Linked DNA regions of Mus musculus: region 2 is linked to region 1. The links are chromatin loops, found by intact Hi-C in ENCODE. Cell type or tissue: heart. All regions are shown on one strand. Links, peaks and the distances in the headings refer to the core of each region. The heading gives the core; the rest is flanking DNA. Region 1 has its middle 24 kb from the start of Gm39364. Region 2 overlaps Dapk2 (death-associated protein kinase 2).

Region 1 (2,914 bases), core at 311-2,810:
TTTCCATCAGCCCCACCCCCCTCTGCTCCCGGTTTGATGTCAGCCCCATACTGTTCTATTCACAGTTGCTGCAACCCCCAAAATATCGCACTTGGCATCTGTTAAGAAGGTCCGGTTCTCGGCAAACCTTCACAGGCTTAGGGGCTCTAACAGTAGAAAGGCTTCGAATGGAGGTGGTTAATTGCTGTCTCAAAGGCACCAGCACAGTTGGTGAGCTTCCTTCAAGTTTTTCTGGGCTTGATTGTCCCTCCCTCCCACGGTTGCCCTCCATCAGAGGCAGCAGCAGCAGCAGTTCTTAATGGATAGCGAAACACAGATTCCCAAGTCCTCTTTTCACCGAGTAGAATTCACAGCCCTTGCTCTTAATCTAGAAAACAGTTGATTATATTATCTAGGGACAAAATGACATTGTAAGATCTCCCATTCAAGTTAAAACAATAGCAGAACCCAGGGAGGCGGCGATTGTGAGGGACCCGTGCGTCAGTGAGGCATTCTCTGTAGCCCTGCGCACAACCTTGTAAGGGAAGTGAGCTCCTTTTTTAAGGATGATGAAGCCAGCCTCAGCAAAGTTAAGAACTGTGCCTGCCTTCTCCCAGCTGGAGCTCTTGGGATCTGGACTCCAGCCCAGATTTGCCTGCCCTGGATTCACATTCTACTTTTCCTGGGGGTGGGGGTGGGGGAGTAAAAAATGAAGAAAAAAGAAAAAGAAAAAAGAAAAATCTTGGAGAATCACATGCAGTACAATCCTTTTTTTAAAAAATAAAATGCAAAATCTATACTAATAACATTGTATTTTAGAAGCAGAGATGACTTCAGTAAAATGGGGGGTGGGGCAAGGTGGACAGCGGCTGGTGTTCAGGATTCTGCTTGTTTGGTTTTGTTTTTGTGGCACTGAAGATTAAGCCCAGGCCCTTGAATGCGCTAGACAAGCATTCAACCACTGAGCCACAGCCCTAGCCCTGTTGCTAGGACTCGGTGAATTTCCCTCACTCTGTTTCCTTGTTTTTATTGGTAGTATTGCATTAGTGAAAAAATGTCAAAACAAAATATCTGGGTCTGGGTGACTTAATGCACTAGAAATTTACTTTCTCAGCTTTAGACACTGCAAGGTGTCAGTAGCGTTGGCTCTGTCTGAGCGTTTCTCCTTAATTTGTCACACCCTGGTCTTCTCTCTATAGATGTCTGTCTTTTAAAAAGAAAACAAAAAACAAAAAAAACAAGGTCACCAGTTATGCTGGATTAGTGTCCATAATATATCCTCATCTTATTTATTTATCCCTACAAAGACCCTATCTTTAAATATAGTCACTTTAAAAGTTCCATATATGGGTTTAGGAGGAAGTGAACACAATTCAGGCCATAAAAATACCGTAAACATGGGCTGGGGACATAGCTCAGTGGCAAAGTGCTCTCTTCACATGTGCAAAGCCCTGGGTTCTGTCCCCAGTACTGGTATAGATAGGTATAGGTTTGACCAACGAGAGACTCAGGGAGAGATATCTGTGAGTCCAGGCTTCGCAGCATCTGTGGCGACCACATCGAACTCCTGCAGCTGTCTGTCTGTGTGACATTCCAAGGGATGGGACTGAGGACGCTCGAGTCTGCTGAGTCACAAGACTGTGGGCTCTGTATAGTCACAGTTGGACATATCTCCTTTCACACACAGGGAGAGGAAATTGCAGTCGGGCTGGCTGACCCCGCATTCTTCCAGAAGGTTATGACCTTAGTTAACCCGGGAAGGAGCGGAAACAGGAAAGCTCCTGAGACCTACAGGCTGACAGAGGTCGAACTGAGATGTTGGCCCTCCCCAGCTGGGTCCTGGGTCATTGCTTTCTCAGACCCTTTTAGTAGCCAAGCTGTGGGCTTTGGGCCTGAGGGTGCATTTCCTGGTTGGAGAGGAAACAGGGCAGACGTTCCTGAACAACTGCAGACCTCATCAGTCGCCTTCACTCAGTGCTAGCCCTGGAAAGCCCCACCAGCTGTAAGAGATCATATTCTGGAAAATTCTCCCTCCCCTCCTTAGTCAGGCAACAAATTACAGTGCCCAGGATCTGCTTAGCCACAGTGTCGTCAAGTGAGTCTCGCAAGCTTGTCTGATTTATGATGTGCTACTGAAGGTACTGGAAGTGACAAGACCCTCCCTCAAAAGCTGGAATCAAACCGTGATGGTATATGCCTTTAATCCCAGCAGAGGCAAGTGAGTCTCTGAAAGTTCGAGGCTAGCCTGGTCTACAGAAGCAGTTCCAGGACAGCCAGGACATACATTTACAGAGAAAAACTCTGTCATTCATACTTATCTATATGACTACCATATATATGAATACTATATATATGACATATATATATGTGAATATATGTATGAATATATGTGCGAATATATATATATATATGTACATATATATATAAAATCAGCTACCAACGTATTCACGTTTGACAGGTTCTTTCTTGGCTGGGCCCAAATCTATTTCCCCAAAGATCCACCCATTGCCCCCATTCTGTCTTCTGCAGTCACATGCATTTAACACATGTGTAGACAAAAACGGGAACATGACAGGTCCTCCAGAACTCACAGTTTAATGACAGGAAGAAATAGGAACTAAGCCAGGAGCTGAGGAAGGAGCCTTCATTCTGACGGATAAGGCCCCAGTGAGCTTTTGAGATGCTCCTAAAGGACAAGATGCCTTGTGTTTGCAATGGGTCTACAGAGTCTGCAGTACAGGACCCACCTGAGCAGAGACTCGGAGGTAGGAAGAACTTATACCTCCTGAGGAGGTGGGGTGGTCTGGTGGAGTATGCTCAGGAAGAAAGCACTGTGAAGATGATGGCTTCGAATGTAGGCTTGAGCCTCCTGGGTGATGGGGAGGTGACTCTTCTTTAGGGCTGTGGTTTAGATCAGCACCTCTTAGTGTGGTCT
Region 2 (2,914 bases), core at 201-2,700, 63 kb before region 1:
GCTTCTTAAAAGGCTAGATGATTTGGGCGAGCCTCAGTGTATTCTACTTCCTTTCTGTTGTCATTTGCATCTGGAAACTCCCTTGGGATCATCTACACTCATGCTCCTGTGTTTACTTCTCAAACTGGGTTCCCAGGAGCTTTGGGGTTCCACAGAGCCTCTAAAGAGGAGGCTTCATAGGTGTGGGGGTGGTAGATGAGTGGGCTCAGAGTGTTCCCCCCAACAAAGAAACATGGTGTCTTATCTGTTTTACCTATTGTACTCTGTGAAGTATTTGCCTGAGAGAGGCATCTCCACACCCAAATAAATGTGAAAGCCATTGTCAAGGGCCTAGAACTGTCTAAGCCATGTGGCCCAGGACAAGGAAAACATTCCTCAGACAGAAGAAAAGCCCCGTTTGAATGGCTGTGGGCCCTCTTCCATTTACAAGTTCCCTCTTGGCTGCTGTTTCTGTTTTCCCTGATATCCCACCTGCTGTAGGTGGGTGCTGCACCCTCCCTGTCTCCCTCCTGACTCACCCACCTGGCTTTGGGCAAAGCTCTGCTCCCTCCTTTATCACTCACCTGCTTCCTTCTCTGACTTCTGACAATATTGTGTTTCTTTACTCTACTCTGGCTTCTTGACTATATGGTTTCCTGCCTGCCTTGACTTAGATACCAGTGTCCTAAAGTATTCTCTGTCTTTCTGGGTGTCCTGTCCCACCAGAGGAACCTTGCTTTTCAATGGCCTTCCAGCACCGTTTACTTTGAAGCTGAGGTTGGGGTTCATCAGGGTTAAGTCAAGTTCCTGAACCCACCGTGATTGGGAAATGGAGCTGTGGCAATCCAGTGGCTACAGGGAAATGGGGATTTACACCCACGGAAGCTTGCCTTACCAGGAACTTTCAGACTCCTTTCATTCACATTACAATGTGGTAAAACTGCAACATTCCTGTCTGTGTTAGGTACGAAGAAACTGAGGGGGAGACTTACACGATTGGCTAAACTCAGCAAAACTGGAAATAGACCCTGGGTCTTTGGACTCTAAATTCTGAATTTGAGTGGTTGTAGTTTATAGACTTACACATATAAGATTAGAAACAGGTTAGTGGCTACAGTAGTGTGGGGACACACATACACACACACACACACACACACACACACACACACACACACACACACAATTTTTTCAGTACTGGCCATTGAACCCTGAACATGGGGCATGCTAGACAAGTACTCTACCACTGACCCATAGCCTCAGCCAAGAGAGTTCATGGGAGTAGCCTGGCTGGAGGGCGGTTATGGGAGATAAGGAAAGGGCCTCAGAGGCCCAGCGTTGGAACCTAGCCAGGTAGAGTGCAGAGAGGCCTCAGAAACGTCATCTCCAGAGTGTCTGTGCACCCCTTATAATTTGGCTGATCCAGTTCCTGGGGACTGTAAGTTGACCTGCTCCTGTCTCCGAGACTGCACTGGCTGAAGGTCCTATTCCCTCTCTTGGGCTGCACCTGGTGTCCCTTGAGTGGAAGTTTCAAAGCACTGCCTTTGCCCTATGGCCCTGAATGACTGCTGGGTAATTCCAGAGGAACTGTGGCCCATTGTTCTGCAGGGTGAGAAAAGGAACTGCAGTGCTGGCTGAGGGGAAGCAGGAGGGGGAACCCTCTGTCGGGGTGATGTTCTTAAGATTCAGTCATCTCTCTCTGCCCCTGCTCCACCTGATAAACTGGTGGCTTTGGGGCACTCACTTCATGGATGCCTGAGAGCTGGTTGAGAAGGGGAATGAGTTAGACCCACTGTTCATAGGATGCACAAAACTTCAGCACCTGGGCCCTGGGAGTTGATAGAACAGGTCTGGCTGATCGTGGCTTAGGCGAGAGGAGGGAGTATGTGGGCAGTGGGAGCACTTACCCTTGCTGCAGGCGTGGCTTAAGGGTTGAGTTGTCTTTTGAGAATTTAACATCAACAATAAAATTTAGTTAAAAAAAAATAATCACCCTGCCTTTTATCATCTCTGCATGCTGGCAGTGTTAGACAAATCAGGTCAGAGACTAGCTCAGCAGTAGGGTGCTTGCTTAGCATGAGTGAGGCCCTGGATTTGATCCTCAGTACTGCAAACCAAACCTTCCCTCTGTGGTGGGCCCTCTCCCCACTGCTTGGCACCCCTTAGCAGGCTTAGTTACCTTGAGAACCCTGAAGCTGGAGTCGAGAGACAAGGACTTGTGTTTATACCGCTTTACCCAACTGCCAAGTTGCTTACCTTTTTTAATCCTTAGTATTCTTTAGGACATACATTTAGTTATTGATGTACTCTGTGTGTGTGTGTGTGTGTGTGTGTGTGTGTGTGTGCGTGCGTGTGTGTGTGCGTGCATGCTACTGCACAACACATGTGGAGAGACAACCTGCAGGAATTGGTTCTTTCTTTCCATTATTTGGATCTCAGGGATCAAGTGCAGCCAATGAGGCTTGGTGACAAGTGAGGGACAAATAAGGACATGGCCTCTCTAGGATATAGCTGAGAAGGTTTATTGTAGGTATGAGGGAGAGCACAGCCAGAGGCATCTTGGAGGTCCCAGGCTGAACCCAGTCATGAGAGGTGGGGCAGGGAGAGGGAGAAAAGAGAGGAGGGGGAACAAGCAGAGCTTCTGGGAACCAGGAGACTCAGAGAGTGCATAACCAGAATGGCTGGTAATATAGGGGTCAGAGGCTGGAGGAAGGGAGCCAGAGCCAGCCCTTGGGAGGGAGAGGCTTAGGATGGGAGAAAGATGAGGGGTGATGGGAGAAGCCACAGGTACTGAGTGAGATGTGTATGTGTGTGTAGTGTCTGTGTGTGTGGTGTGTGTGTCTGTGTGTGTGTCTTTGAGAACTAACAGCCAGCACCTTTACTCATTGAGCCACCTCTTCGACCCCCCCCCCGTTTTTATTTATTCTTACTGTGTGTA

What was found. Peaks named below come from ENCODE experiments on the same cell type or tissue, not always from the same donor. Only the 100,000 strongest peaks of a DNase experiment are listed, where the experiment ranks them.
Region 2: it touches region 1 in a loop (4-fold over the local background); 7 of 42 quality-filtered maps call a loop at or near these places.

What each region holds. Positions count from the first base shown.
Region 1 is chr9:66,275,335-66,278,248 of GRCm38, forward strand. No RefSeq gene overlaps it. Among named protein-coding and RNA genes, the nearest start is that of Gm39364, 24 kb to the right of the region's middle. In heart, for the core only: no CTCF peak of the experiment used is centred there; DNase peaks (open chromatin) are centred at 517 and 1,787; H3K4me3 peaks cover 895 bases; H3K27ac peaks cover 1,368 bases.
Region 2 is chr9:66,212,201-66,215,114 of GRCm38, forward strand. All of the region lies in intron 2 of Dapk2 (death-associated protein kinase 2), which reads left to right. Among named protein-coding and RNA genes, the nearest start is that of Dapk2, 55 kb to the left of the region's middle. In heart, for the core only: a CTCF peak has its summit at 1,590; a DNase peak (open chromatin) is centred at 1,411; H3K27ac peaks cover 2,500 bases.